Regions from separate parts of the Mus musculus genome. Here region 2 is linked to region 1. The links are chromatin loops, found by intact Hi-C in ENCODE. Cell type or tissue: left cerebral cortex. All regions are shown on one strand.

Region 1 (8,000 bases):
TGATCTTATATTGCACTGACAGTCTTGGCATTGAACGTGGAAGCTGCTCAGAATGATAAATGGATATGACAATTTATTAAAGATCAAAGGCATGGTTAGCACTGAGTACAGATGCATGCATTTGGAAAAAATGTGGGGGAAAAACAGAAACAAAGATAAATACACTTTGGAGAGTAGAGATGTAAACTTCGGAATAAAAGGCATATCTGCAGTACATAGTAAATTTATATTAAAATGCAGAAATTCTAGAAATTTAGCAGCCATGTACTTTGAAAGCAACGAAGGCGTGAATGAAACAATGCTAAGACCTGACTTCACCTCCCAATCTCCTGATGGAATATCCTCCCCCCCCCCTTTTACCCTTTCTGGTCACTGGGTTGACTACAGCCCTTCCCATGGTCTGGTTAATTTCAGTGGGAGTTCCCTTTCTCAAATGAAGACCTAAGACATGAAGTACTACAACTGAGAAAGCTTTGGGACAAAGGCAATCTCCGCAACTTCAGGACTCAACAGCATTTTTGTTAAACCCAGTGACATTGTTGCTTGGTTTTGATAAACCATGTGACACACTGATATTCCTAATGGCACATGTAGTTGACACATCTTACACATATACACCATATGGTACTGTTCAACTTAAAAGAAAAATATAATGCCAGGGGTGGTAGTGAATGCCTTTAATCCCAGCACTCAGAAGATAGAGGTGTGCAGATCAATATAAGCTCATGAGCAGCCTGGTATACATAGTGAGTTCAAGAACAGCCAGGACTAAATAGTAAGATCACATCTCAAAAAAAAAAAAAAAAAAAAAAAAAAAAAGGAAATGGTGAACTTTGCTGGTAAATATTAGATTGAGTGAGGCAACCCAGATCCAGAAAGACAAATGTCACATGTCCTCTCTCATCTGAGATTCCTAGCTCCAAAGCTTCAGATGTAAGTGCATAGCCTGCAGTAACTACATGAACCAGCAAAATAAAAGGGAACATTGTAGGGGTGAGTGAACAATGGAGATAGGAATATCAGGACATAAGGAATCTGAAAGGGAAAATGGGGAAAACAGGGGCCTCTAGTGGGGAGGAGGGAGGAAAATAAATAAGAAAAAAAGGAATAAGGAGGTGGATGGTAAAATAACAGCAAAGATGTCTGAAAAAGTCACAAGATGTCATGCTATTAACTATTTACCTAAAAGTGCCAAGATATGTATAAGTCTGTGCATAAATATGCATATATACTTTACATGAAATTTTTCCATCTGGGCTGACAATGCTCTCCCCTAGGTCCATAGGCAATCTAACAAAAGGTCCAACGCTAGGTATGAAAGCCCTCTTTTGAGATGTCAGTCAGATTTGTAAAAAGAAGATTCCAGATATATTGTAGGATGCTACTGTTGCCCATGGTTGACTCCCCGGGCCCAGTTAAACCCCCACAACCCTCCACTTTAACTGTGGCCACCTGTTACCAGAGGACTGAGATCTGGAAAGGGAGCTGCTAAGTTAATGGATGTAGGTGCAGACTCCTGATCTGAATGATCACTACTGGCCACTTTCATCAGGTTTCATTGGGTTTCCACCAATGGAAAAATTGTCATCTTTCAAAGCAGTGTATGACAACTGCCTGTAATACTGCTTACACAGTAGCTACACACTTATACCTTACTGGGGAATTAATTGAGGAGGGGCAAAATCAACCTTAAATGTATTAGTGTGTTTCTACTATGACTTATCTCCTCAACCCCAAATACAGTCTTATCAAAAACTATCTACACTTAACAACATAATGGCATGGCTGAGAAGTTGACTTAGCCGTTAAATGTAGATGGCTAAATGTTGGGTGGTATTGGTGGCCATCTGGAATTCCAGCCTTGAAAAACAGAGAGGCATGCTCCCCAGAACAAGATGCCTAGTGTTAGTAGTCCTATCCAGGAGCTCTGGGTTTGATTGAACCTGCCTCACATGGTTACAAGGAAGATAGTCTGAGAAGGCTCCTGGTGACAACCTCAGCGTTTTACATGCATGCATCTTTACATGCATGCACACCTTCATCAAAACATCTAAACACGCACACTACATACGTGTACATGCAGAAAAGGAAACAAAAAATACAAGTGTGAGCGCGTGCACACACACACACATGCATGCATGCATGCATTAAAAGTTAGCAACCACAATATAAAGTTAGTCTGTGTCTTCCTATTGGGGAACTGAACTATTAATGTTGCAAAAACCAATGAGCAGCATTTGTTGCTTCGTGATATTTTATTGTGGGATGTCTGTCTACCTGTCTGCGTCTATCTATCTATCTATGTGTCTGTGTGTGTGTGTGTGTGTGTGTGTGTGCATGTGTATTTCCCCTCTTTTGATTTCCTGGTCTCAGGTTGTGTCTTGTCTTTTCTTAAGTATGGCTAACTTTTTTAGGTTGGAGATTTTCTTCTAGTGCCTTCTATAGGGCTCAATTTATAAATTGAAACTGCTTTAATTTGGTTTTTATCATGAAATGTTTTATTGTCTACATTTATTGTGATTGAAAGTTTTGCTGGAAAATAAAAACAAAGAAAAGAAAGTTTTGCTGGGTATAGCAGTCTGGGCTGCCATCTGTGGTCAACTTAAGAGTTTGTAAAACATCTGTCCAAGCCCTTCTGGCTTTTACAATCTCCACTGAGAAATCAGATTTTATTCTAATAGGTCTGCCTTTATATGTCTGTGGTGTGTGTGTGTGTGTGTTTGTATACTATTTCTGTGCATTTAGTGTTTTTTTTTCTTATGTGCTAATTCTGTGCATTTAGTGTTTTTTTCCTTATGTGCTAAGGGGGCTCTCTTTAATGGTCCAGTCTATTTGGTGTTCTGTATGCTTCTTGTACCTTAATAGGCATCTCCTTTTTTAGGTTAGGGAAATTTTCTTCTATGATTTTGTTGAAAATACTTTCTGTGCTTTTGACCTGGGTGTCTTCTCCTTCCTCTATTCCTATTATTCTTAGATTTGGTCTTTTCAGTGTTCCCTATTTCCTGAATGTTTTTGTTTGTGACTTTTTTGTTTTTAACATTTTCTTTGACTGAGGTATCCATCTCTTCTATTGTGTCTTCAGAGCCTCAGTTCCCTCTTTCATCTCTAGTATTCTGTTGGTGAGGCTTGCCTTGCCCTCTGAGGTTCCTGTCCAAGTTTCTAAGTTTTTTATTTCCAGATTTCCCTCAGTCAGTTAAGGTTTTCTTTATTGATTTTATTTCTTGAACTGTTTTTATTCATTTCCTTCTACTATTCCTGTGTGTTTTCATAGATTTAAGTGATTTATTTCCTTCTTAGGGATCTCTATCACAGACATAAAGGCTGTTTTGAGGTCGTTTTCTTGTGTTTTAGTTACGTTGCAATACTCAGGGCCTGCTATAGTAGGGTTGCTGGGCTTCCATGGAAACATACCGTCTTGACTGTTACACATTGTGCTTTAATTCTGATGTCTAGGTATCTAGGTTTGGAAAGATTTAATTCTTGGTACTGATATCTGGTCCTGTCTTTGTTGGGAGAACAGTTTTTCCTTGGCTTCCGTTGTACTCCCTGGTTCTTATGAGAGCATGATGATTGTGTATTGCCTGGCAGGAAATTTTTCTGGGATCCTGATAGGTGTGGCCATTGTGGGTTCCAGGTAAAATATGTTTCTGGGTATTGGGAGCTAATAAGTAGGAATGGGGATGGACTGGGATGGGGGTGGGGGAGTAAGGTGACTGAGCTGGTCCCAGGAGGGAGGAAAGCAGGGTGTTCCACCAGGATCTGCTTAGTCCCCTGGGAATAGGGTTTTGGAGTTAAAGAAAGCCTCAGCAGGTGGTCAGCCACAGAGCTGGGGATGAGACCAGGGAATGGACTTAGAGTGGAGGAAGAGGTCAATATCTACCTTCAGCCTGCCTACTTCCCTGGCCAGAGAGGCCTATGGGTTGGAGGGAGTCTCTCTGGGTTGGGGATCTGGGATAGAGCAATGAGAGAGAAGGGAAGTTTAGAGGGGGAGATCTGTGTGATCCACTGGAGATGGGGGTGAGTGAGAGGCTTCAACACATGGTCTGCAGCCCAGCTAGCTGGGAGATGGACTTGGAGTTTAGGGGAGAGGTGAAGATCTGCAATTAGCCTTCCTGCTTCCTGCTCAGTGCAGAATCAGGGCAATGTCCTTGCCATTAGAATGACCCCAGCTGTCCCCTGCACTCATGGAACAGAATGTGCTGTCCAGGGTGCTGAAGGAGGAGGAAGATTCTGTCCCTGCCTGGGCAGTTTCTGCAGAATGTGTGCTGCACACTGAATATTTTTAAAAAGCAGTACTGTGGCTTAAGACCATCATGGGCTTCTGAGCTTTTTTTTTTTTTTTCTCAAGATTTTTATAAAGAAATACCATGGCTTTTTCTCCCACTCCCTTGGCTGTTTCTAAGGTGTGTGTTACCATTTTAGATCATTCTCCTCCTTTTAGACGCTGAATGGTAGCAGTTCCTCAAAATCACAGTGAGCCTGGCTGCCCAGCCTGCTCCGTACTTCTGCCAAGGCAGCACCCGCTCCACCCACACCTTTGATCAGCACTGTCGTTCCCAGCCCACACTTCCTCCTCAGCTGCAGAACTGTGAAACTCCCTGCCCACTTGACACATTGACTGAGGGGGACGCAAAGAAACACTATCTCAAATCCAGCGTGTTCCAAAACGAAGTTATGTCTTCTCTGTCCCAACCACCCCTTATTGTCTTCTCTCCCTGTCACTGGAACCTCTGCTGAGCTGGTGGCTCTTCTGTCTCCTCTTCTCCTCTCTCTCTCTCTCTCTCTCTCTCTCTCTCTCTCTCTCTCTCTCTCTCTCTCTCCCTACCTCCCTCCCTCTCTCCCATCTATTTGTTACTGAATCCTGCTGCCTCTTCTTTAAATATAAAAATTTTTCTGCCTTCTTCCTCTATTTTGACCAGTATAATTTGCATATTCATGTTGTTTATAGGTTAGATTATACTAGGATTATATAATTAATAATAGTTTTGTGCTTACAGAGTCTCAGATGTTACGACAATCACTTTTTTGTTATTTTCAACTTACACATTAAATTTTATAGGTCACTGGGTCTCTTTGTGAAATTTAAATATGCATATCTACATATGTAAATCAGGTCAACAAATGCATGTCTCTTGAATCAATTATAATTTTAATGAAAATATTCAAAGTTCTATTCGATTTTTAAAAGCATACATACATGTACACAGTATCTCTGGTCTACAGTTACTGAACTGTTCAATATCACATCTAAACTTTCTTCTCTTACCTCTAACTTAATACTCATTAATCCAGCTGTTCTTGTATTTCCCTTCCCTCTTCTTCCCAGGCTCTGGTAAGTGCCAATCTAGCCTTAACTTCTTTGTGAAAAACCCACATTCTAGCGAGCCTGTACATCATTCTGTGCCTGGCTTGTTTTACTTAACATTGCTACATGTGACAAGGCTTCATGGTTTTGTTACCAAATAGTACTCTGCTTTACTGTGTCTGTATTTTCTTTACCAGTCCCTCAGCTGATAGGCACTTGGGTTCTTCTCATTTTATATCTAACTGTGATAGTGCTGCAATAGACTGGGATAAAGATCTACAAAGTAACTTCATATACATATAGTCATGAATAGTGTGTGTGTGTATGTATATATATGTTTGTGATGTTTATATCACAAATGTATATATTAATACATAAATATATATATATGCTTTATATCATAAATGTGTATATCCAGTAGTAGATAATGACTACTTTTAATAATTACCTCATAAGTTCTCAACAACAAAAGTGTCATCATTGCCTTATTTGAGATATTTATGTTTAAAGAACTTAATTTGCCTCGTATCACCTAACTCACTCCCTCTCACTCCCCCTCTCCCCCTCTCCCCCTCTCCCCCTCTCCCTCTCTCCCTCACACACACACACACAAACCCATCACTCCTCACTCAACCATCAAGTGCTTTTTGTGTGCCTTGAGATGAAACTAAAAATCCCTCCAAGCCCTTCCCCTGTGGTGCATGGGTGAAAGACATCATTCTTCTGTTTACTTAAATGTCCTATCACCTTTCACCACTAGGACTCCCTATTCCCTTTCCTCTGCTGGGTGGTATCTTCCTCCTGAGATTCCCCCTCAACATCCCACTGAATGCTTTCATATGCCTTTACATGCACACACATCCCTCTGGAACATTGCTGTGGTTCTGTGAACTCTCTTTCATCACACACATTATTATTATTGGTTTTACATGTATGGTTATAATCAACATCTCTCTTATAAACTTGATTTTAAGTTCCCATGGGACAGAATATCTGTGGTGTCCAGTAAATGATGATTGAAGAAGTGCATGAAAACTCAGCTATCTTAACACACAATTTTGAATGAATCCTACTGAGAAGATAGGATAGAAACACGAATGTGAATCTGTTTGAGAAGCTAGCAGACATACCCCTGGCTAGGGCTTATTTTTCCTTTATTCTATGGTGGTAGTGGTGGTAGCTCACAATATATATAGTGCATATAGTGCTTTGTGAAGGAATCCAGCTTCTCTTGGGAGTTCTGTTTTCCTCTTACCACTCAAATCTGGAGAACATGTCTGCTGTGGTAAAGCTAGGATAGCTGGAACCTCATTCACCCTGAGAGGTGACAGGTGCTTGTTCAGTTCATGGTCAGAGATCAAATATCTGACCCTATCAAGTTTTTAAAAGAGAAAAAGATTAAGACCTGTAAATTGCTTGCTTCGTGTTTTCTGAGAGCTCTGAAAGAGGAATAATTTGATTAATGTCACAGCCAAGCTTTTCCTTCTAACCAAGCAGGTAATAAGAGCTTGTAAACTACTGTGAAAACTTTTTACAACAAGCTCAGTACTTCCCTTTTCTTTGGCAGACCAATGAGGATATGAAAAATAAAATACAAAACATGTAGATTTCATTTTTGTTGCATAATTTTGTTGTCCTGTAAGGGTGTCATCTTGTTTCTAGTTAATCTGTATTCACAATATAAAATTTCTTTCTATTTCACTGATATCATGCTAATACCTGTGTCATGTTTAAAATTCTGCAACCTATCATTCCACTCTTAACGAAGAGTTCACGGAAGGATGACTGTTGGAAGGTAAGCATGTGTGGTGAAAAGTGGGAATGGAAGTTATGGTGTGGTCACACTGCCGCAAAATCTCATCTCACCTCAGTCTCAACAGAATGAAGAAGTGAGACCGCGTCAATCTGCAAAACTACACAGCAAGCCAAAACATAGAGAGCCAACCCATGGGGTGGGACAATTAACACCTCACATAAAGAACTACAGGAGACTGAGGGAAGCTAGAAGCAGTAAAGATGCTTCCCCCCCAGGAAAGAACACACCCATTGTCTGTCTGGTGCCAAAGGCCAGCCCTGAAAATATGCATACAAATAACTTATGGGAACTCAACAAGTTATACTAAGAAAAATATATGTATAGACAGATACATATGCATGCATTAACAGTGAAAAGGAGGTCATGAATTTAAAGGAGAGTAGGGAGGGGTTATGGCAGGGTTTGGAGGAGAAAGGGGGAGGGATAAATGTTGTAATCAAACTATAATTTTAAAAACAAAAAGAAAAGTTGATATCTAAAATATGTAAATAATTCATACAATTCAATGACAAAACATTTAAAAAAAAAAACTAAAAGTAAAATCCACAGATAACTTGATTATTGGCAAAGACAATCTGAGGGCATTTTTCTAAGAAGTCGTTCAAATGGCCAACATGTGTACAGCAGTATCTTCACCATAACTAATCAAGTCAATAATCCAAACCACAATGGCCTGTGACCTCACATGGAGGAAGGTCGCTGTAAGGACTTAGTCAAAAGATCAATGTGTGACAGGTGGATAAAAGAGAGCATTGATAGGCTGGAGAGATGGCTCAATAGTTAAGAGCACATACTGCTTTTTCAGATAACCCAAGGTCTCACCATTCATGTTGGGTGGCTCACATGCACCGTAGCTCCAGCTGCAGGGGACTTGGCACC
Region 2 (8,000 bases), 620 kb before region 1:
ACATCTTAGGAATAGTCTACAGCACTAGATTAAGTAGCTTTTATAAATGGTCCAGAGAGTTAAAAAAAATCCTGCATGTTTTAGGTTAATAGTGGCAAGTGCTTCTGAAAGAGTTTGATTAAGAGGCCATTTAATCTGTGAGACCACATATAGACAGTTTGGGGCTTTGACATGTAACCATAGATATGTAATTTAACAGTTCTCTTATTCTTTAGCAAAAAAACTATAATGTCAGTGGGGAAATTTATTAATAAAAATCTGTAATAACTTGTAATGTTTATAAAATAGTCACCTATTTTGTATGATTAAAAGTACAAATAGTTAACATGCCAACGGCATCATAAGTCAAACACTGGACCACATCTTTGGATTTTTTTTTTATTTCCTCTGGATTTTATAGAAAAAAAGAAAACCTGGTTTTACTGAACATAGCTACTGAATTGCAGAGCACAGAGCCAGAATTTAGGCTGACTGAGTCCAACCGAGGTTCTGAGCCACTAGTCTTTGTAGTACATCCTGTCCTTTGAAGCTCCGAGAGACCACTATCAACAGAATTTCTCAGCAGTCATCCAGAGGATGAATTCCTGCAGAAAGTATACCAACATTAGTTCCATCTTATAGACAAAAGATGCTTAAAATAAGTTGTTCCCAGGTACCATGGTGGGTAGGGACTAAGTTCTCTTTGTTATTCAGATGGTGATCTGTTTATAATTAGTGAAGGGTTTTCTGTGTGCAGTTTTTCCACTGTGAAGTGTATGTCAGGGCACAGCATTTTGTTGAAGGTTCACTAGACATCTTTATCATGTAAACACTTAGAGCTGCTATGTGGGTCAAAGTCACCTTGTGACTCGGTTTCTTAAATGGCATTTTTTTTTCCTCCCTTCAAACAAAATCCTGCAATGCCATTGAAAACCAGTGCAAACAGCATAATGTATGCTTTCCCAGCCAGACTCTGCTCAGGCCCCTTAGCATCAAATCCAGTGCAAATGCTAGCAGCTACTCACAAAAGACATCTCAGTAGGGCACTACACAGAGCCTGCCCTCTAGTGAAGATGGCCGTGAGCTTGGGTGTGCTGACTCTGGCTGGAGAGGAGAAGTAACTGGTGTTGTTCAGACTCGGTAGCAGCAGACGGCTCCCCTTGGCATAACTACAGCTCATCAAAGTTCCAATGATTTTTTTAAAATTCATTTTGCTCATCCGCACAAACATCTTTACACTTTATTTTATTATCATTTGTATGTGTGTGAGTTTATATGTGATTGTGTGTGGGGGGGGGGCGGGCGGGGAGAGAATTACAAGTGGAAGTTAGAAGAAGCCTTCGGGTGTTGGTTTCTTCATTTCTGCCTTGTTTGCTGCTAAGTAAGCCAGGCTAACTGGTCTGTGAGTGTCCAGAGGGTCTGCTGCGTCCATGTCTCATCTTCTCATGGGGCCTGCCAGGATTATAGGTGTGTGTACTGTGCCTCTGCCTTTCCTGGAGGTTCTGGGATCTGAAACCAGGTCACCTGGCTCACTCGGCAAGTGCTTTTCGTCACAGAGTCGCCTCCCCAGATCCGTCTTTACACTTTAGAAAACAAAATATATGAAGAGAGTCCTAACTTCATAGACACCCGAATCTGAATCGTTCATGGCATCACTATTTAAGATGAGTGCAAGAGTTTGCTGCAATAAATAAATATAAATAGGGATGCTTCTCACTGACTGGTTATGTTTGGTGTTTTCCTTTTTGCCCAGGAGGACTTCTGAAATGTGAACTTAAGTGACATACCAAGTTAATAAATGTGGTCAGGCTCAGCCTACCTAATTCAGTCTAAATATCTCTTACATAAAAATAATGAAGCAATGCAGTAAAGATTAAGAATGTTAGTGCAGCCCCCAAATGCAGTGTTTCACAAAGAATGACCTCTCTGTGTTAAGGCTGCTGTTAACTCATCATGTGACCAAACTGGGACTAAATTTAGGTGTGTTTTATTCAATGCATGTGTATATATATAGAAAAAAACTAAATGATTTAATTTGCAGATCCTTTGATAAAACAGTATTTATATGTGGGTAAAAAGAACTCTAATCCTTTAAGGGTCATAGGGTAAACAAAGGCGTGAAGTTACATAACCAGGATTTTGAGGTAAGCTTATGGACTTTTGGGAGAAGAGAAGAGAATGAGCCAGTGAGTGGGGAAGCTTTGAAGGGGTGAATTAATTATCTAATTGTTGAATAAATGTGCCGACACCAAGTGTGCGAGGTGCTAGAAATAATCACTTCAGTGTTTGCATGGAATATCGGTGTTCTCACTTCCAGATGGGCAAAGGCTATTCGGATGAGGCAGCCTTGATCCTCCACAGGAAAGGGTTTGATTGCCAGTTCTCCAGCAGAGGCATCGGGCTACCCTGTTCCACTACTCAGGGAAAGGTAAGTTAAGAGTCTACCTTGCTAGTCAAGACAGTATGCATTGGGATTCTCACTTTCTGCAGATAGTACAGTATAGCCTTTTATTGCCTCAAACTCAGTTGTTCACCTTGCCTGCAAGCCAGCTCACGATTTCTCACCTCCACAAAACACTTGTTCTACCTAAAGTTCTGTTCTTGTCAGCTGCAATCTGTACACTTTTGAAGGCCATGTTCCTATCATTTCTTTGGTCTTCCACTCTGAGACTGCCAAGCTCATTACACCTCTTGTCTTCAATTTCAACTCCTCTGAGCCCTCTGTGCTCACATACCATGTAGCTTGGCCCTGGTAGTTTAAAGCCACATTCCACAAAGGCTAGGGCAGATTTAAGATTTAGGGAAGATGCCTGGTACAGCCGTGAAGTTACAGCATAAACATCAAAACCATGGTCAGCGGATTAACTGAACACAACCAGAGGTAGCTGTGCCGAGGCTATGTCAGTTGACTCATTTGGAGAAATAAATGTGTCTGAGTCTCCTGATTGATCTAGATTTGTGTATGAGTCATCACTGTGGAGATCAGATAACCCTTGAGTCTGCACCCTGCTGGCTGGTTGCCTGTTCTTGATTTTTCTCCTCAAGTTCTTCTGGCGGTTCATCAGCATCTTCTTGGAAGGATGAACATCCAGTCTCCTGCCTCTAAGAGAGCCAGGTCTCACAAAGTAGTTAAGTACTTAGCTGGCGGGTCTCTGCACATAGCTAGGTCTGCACACCCAACAACTTATCAGAGCCAACTTTCTGCCAGAACTCCATAGGTTACACTACAAAACAGAGTCAAGCAATCTTGTCCCAACTCTACATGCTAGCACACGTTCCAAGGTCTGAGAAGAATGCTCACTTGGATGCATTGTTTTTACCCCACTTTCCTGTGTGTTTCCACTCTGGTACTGATGATCTGAATATACCTAAGGAACCTTCTAGAATTAATGTGTTAAGTCTTAAGAAGGATAATCGAGGGATATTATTCCAAGAGACACTTTAGGATAACCTGGTAAAGTGACAAATATATTTTCCTAACATCTCTATAGATTGGGACCAGTAATAAAATAAGCCATTGTTATCATGAAACTGTCTTATTTTTCAATTCTGTTGGAAAGGGGGGGGGGGGATCGTCTTATCGCCACCATTATTATGGAGAAATATTGACCAAAGAATCTGATGATTTTCAAGTCCTTGGGACTGTTGGAATTTCTTGGTTCTTAGATGTCCACTCTTTTATTGAAAATGTCCTCATGTAAAACTAAAGGAACTGCAAGGCGGAGTGGCTCACAGCCATGTGTCTCCAGGGATGGTTTGTGTTCGGGAATGTAATGTCCTCTCCCCTTCATGTTCTCAAAAGGGAACTTCAGCAGATAAATATATTTCTTCCTGTGCTTTCCTTAAACTGAGTTTATAGATGTGCTAGGAGTCTCCCGGGGCAGATCTGAATGTGCAAATCTCAGTACCGCTCTAAATCTGCAAATCTTGGCACTTGCTTTTTTTAGATGTCAGTTCTGAAACTTTTCAACAAGTTTGCTGTGGAGAGTCTCGTCCCTTCCTCTCTGTCCTTGATGCACTCCCCTCCAGATGCCCAGAACATGAGTGAAGTCAGCCTGAGCCCCATGGAGATCAGCACGTTCCGTATCCGCTTGCGTTGGACCTGACCCAGACTTGAGCAGAGAAACTCCGGCTTTGTTACCGTCCTTGGTTTAACGTGCAATAACTAAGCACATTACTTTAGCTTCTGGCTACTGTGAGAACATGAATTCTGTGATTCTGTTTTTTTGTTTTGTTTTGTTTTGTTTTTTAAACCAATCTAGTAAGAAAAAGCCATGCTTTAAAAAAAGGTTTCTTTCTCTGAGTTTGTCCCACAGCTACCGTTATCAGTATGAACTGAGGTAACAAAAATGAAGAACTATTGAAAGATAAGCCCTCAACAGACTGCATCTCAGGTTAAATGCTAACTATGTTTGCATTGAGGGTTGTAAAGAGATTCTCTAGAAGTATTCTTATCTCTGATCATGTTTTATTAAAAAAATACCCATTTGACTTAAATAGAAAGAAAAATCAGAAGTTGGTAGGTAACAGCTTAATGGCCAAAGTAGTTGTAATCATTGATATAAATTTGAATATTTTGTATGTTAAAATAATGTGGAAAAGTGCAATCCCTCAACCCTTATGATAAATGTAGTTGGTTTTCATACTCTTTTCCAATGAACCTCTTGGCTACCCTTTCCTACCCACACATTTAAAAAAATAAGTGATAATTTTAGTCGTTCACCAGTAGAAAAAGAGGTGTATTTTCATTACTTGACAACATGGGATGGGTGCAATTTATTCCATTGTCACTGAAACAGAAGAAGCAGTTCCACTTTAGGTACCACAAGGTGTCTTTCTATACAGCTCATTTGAATACAGGTGTTCCAAGGTGGGGTTTTCTATTTTTAAATTACCATATCAAAAATAAATGTGCCTTATTTTTTTATAAGTCTTGTTAAATCTTATTACTGTCCATATTACTGTTTGGGAGGTGGGGTATTGGGAGGTTGGGATAGGGGGTGGGTACTTTCTATGACACATAAATTATGTAAAATTTTTTGCTTGATAATGCTGGCCACATCCTGATCTGTGTCATTACATTTGTGGTGATGTTACTCTAAACATTTTGACTATTTGAATGTACTGAGATGTCAGAAAACGAAACAAGGGAGAAAAATATTGCTAATTAAAATATGCTGCTGCCAAGGAAACTGCAAGTTGAAGCAAGGATTTCGTAACCCACAAGATCCAAGTACTTCTTGCATTTCACAGTACTTAACCGCGTTAAAGAGAGAATGCTTTAAAAATAGACTGTTTTCTAAAATCCTCTGTGTGTAGCTCATCTTATGTTCCTTACTAAAGAACACGTTCCAAACATTTGTGTGTGGTAAACTCAGCGTGTTAGTCTAGCCCATGTACCATCATGGGACCTTTGAGGTCATTTGAGATCATTGTTTCTGTAATAGAATAATAGTATTTAATTTTGGTATAGAAAGAATGCTTTGGCTATATCCACTTTTGAAAAATTCTCCTCAGTGTCTTAACCTAATTTAGTATTCTTTGACTTTAAACCTCCACTTACCTCTTACCATTCCAGTACATTACAGAGAAAAGCATTTCTGCCTCACTGTTTATTCTGATCGTCATCTGGATTCTTCCTCAAGATGCAGCTCCTACATTCGCTGTTCTGTTGAGTTCCTAAAATCCTTTGCCTATAATCATTAAGGAAATACCAGAATGACAGGACCATTGCAAGGGTATAATTTCATGCAGTAAGCATGTGACGTACATTCCCTTCCTCATTTGTTGGGGAATAAGCAACTGAAAGTACAACAAAACCACTTCCTCCTATAACCTCTGCAGACGCTAGCTAGGACGACCAAGCGCCAGTCCCACGAATATGATCTATTTTCTTGTTGTATCTTAAGTGTATGCCTTCCTGTGGATGTTCACTGTGCTCTGTGGTTAAGTGGCTATGCTTAATCACTACAGAAGTTCTGATGAGGCCAAATGAAACCAGTGGCTGACATAAATAATAAACAAAAACAGCAGACACAGGGGACCCACTCTGTGTTCTGGCCACCAGCTCCTTATTCACAGGTGAAGCAGAAACTCTATGTAACCAGCAAGCTTCTGCTTTTTAAAGTTATTTTCACATTACAACACTGGGGAAATGAAGAGAGGGTGTCTTTTGCTTTGGGTTATGGTCAGAAACTGGTTTCTCTGGCACACGTGGGCAGTCAGCCACACTTCAGACCTGACAGCGGGGGAGGGGGGGGGCGGTCTGTTTAGTTAGGCTTGGTACATCTGTTATCACAGATGCTCAGTGGACCAAGACTGTCTCGCTACTCTCTCCCCACTCTCTGAAATTTTAATTTTGTTTAGAGGTGCATGGTTCAAATATCAGCATTCTAAAAAAAAAAATTGATTTAAGAAAATGCTGTATGATGTTAGAAGACATTGTAATTATCATCCCGTGTCTTTGCTGTACTCGTGCTGAAGTGTTTTCACAGTCCTTTGTCTAGAAGAAAATGTTTACTTTCATTGTGATTATTTTGCTCATTGAAATCAACAGGTTTTGATATTTTTCTCTTGGAAGATTTTTATAACTTTTTGGGAATATGTAATATAAGATCTCTAATAAAATATAATCTTATCCTGTGCATTGTCTTCTGGAGTAATTCTTAATCCTACTTTCAAACAGATCTATTAACACTTTTATAACAAAGAAGTAGAGCAAAGCAGCCGAGGGGCCAGGTGGCTGTTCTTGGTTCTGCTGTGACAAAATCAGCTCTCTTCAGCCCAGCCCTAGTTAAAAGGGTGGGGGGGGGGGGGACAGGATGAGGGTGTGTTCTGTGAACAGGTGGTAGATGAATATTAGTGAGTTCACATCTGTGTGTGATAGATTAAAGGAACACTTTGGTCAGATTCTAGATATGGAAAGAACAGGGCAGAACAGGATATGAAGGTAAATCAGCACACAGAGCTAAGAAGGCCCTTGTAAATAGATCCAGAAAATAAGGCCGAAGGAAGAGAGAGTTTCCGATGCTGCTACTGCCCTGCCCGGGTGAATGCACAGCAGCCATGGCTGAGGAGCACCTTCAGAAAGCGCCATTGGCTGAGGGCAAAGAATACTATCCTGAGGCTCCACAGGTGATGTGCTAACTGGAAAACTTTGATTTATTTCTGGTGGCATGCAGTAAAATGTACAAAACAACAACAACAAAAAACAAAAAAACAAAAACCAAAAAAACCATTTCCCTGGGGAGGTAATGAAAACTAAGTCCTTGGCTCTGTAGGTTTTGGTTCTTCTCTCTCTCTCTCTCTCTCTCTCTCTCTCTTTCTCTCTCTCCATATATATATATATATATATATATATATATATATATATATATATATATATATATGTATATATATATTTCATGTAACTATGTAACTTTGCCTTAGTAAATATATATATATATTTTTTTTACTGTTTTAAATAGTATTTTTAATTGGGTATTTATTTCATTTATATTTCCAATGCTATCCCAAAAGTCCCCCACCCACTCCCCTACCCACCCACTCCCACTTCTTGGCCCTGGCGTTCCCCTGTACTGGGGCATATAAAGTTTGCACTACCAATGGGCCTCTCTTTCCACTGATGGCCAGCTAGGCCATCTTCTGATTACTATGCAGCTAGAGACATGAGCTCCGGGGGGCGGAGGGTGGGGTGGGTATTGGTTAGTTCATATTGTTGTTCCACCTATAGGATTGCAGATCCCTTCAGTTCCTTGGGTGCTTTCTCTAGCTCCTCCATTGGGGGCCCTGTGATCCATCCAATAGCTGACTGTGAGCATCCACTTCTGTGTTTGCCAGGCCCCAGTATAGTCTCACAAGAGACAGCCATATCTGGGTCCTTTCAGCAAAATCTTGCTAGTGTATGCAATGATGTCAGCGTTTGGAAGCTGATTATGGGATGGATCCCCGGATATGGCAGTCTCTAGATGGTCCATCCTTTCGTCTCAGCTCCAAACTTTGTCTTTGTAACGCCTTCCATG

Evidence for each region. Peaks named below come from ENCODE experiments on the same cell type or tissue, not always from the same donor. Only the 100,000 strongest peaks of a DNase experiment are listed, where the experiment ranks them.
Region 2: a loop joins it to region 1, with 19 times the contacts of the local background. A loop is called at or near these places in 2 of 42 quality-filtered maps.

Annotation. Positions count from the first base shown.
Region 1 is chr17:65,366,041-65,374,040 of GRCm38, forward strand. All of the region lies in intron 13 of Tmem232 (transmembrane protein 232), which reads right to left. Among named protein-coding and RNA genes, the nearest start is that of Tmem232, 170 kb to the right of the region's middle. In left cerebral cortex, no CTCF peak of the experiment used is centred here; a DNase peak (open chromatin) is centred at 4,533; H3K27ac peaks cover 1,568 bases.
Region 2 is chr17:64,748,488-64,756,487 of GRCm38, forward strand. It overlaps Man2a1 (mannosidase 2, alpha 1), which reads left to right. Exons shown (of 22, transcript NM_008549.2): 21 at 2,297-2,407; 22 at 3,927-6,623. The coding sequence ends at 4,085. Among named protein-coding and RNA genes, the nearest start is that of Dreh, 15 kb to the right of the region's middle. In left cerebral cortex, no CTCF peak of the experiment used is centred here; DNase peaks (open chromatin) are centred at 3,866, 5,220, 5,888 and 6,214; H3K27ac peaks cover 1,042 bases.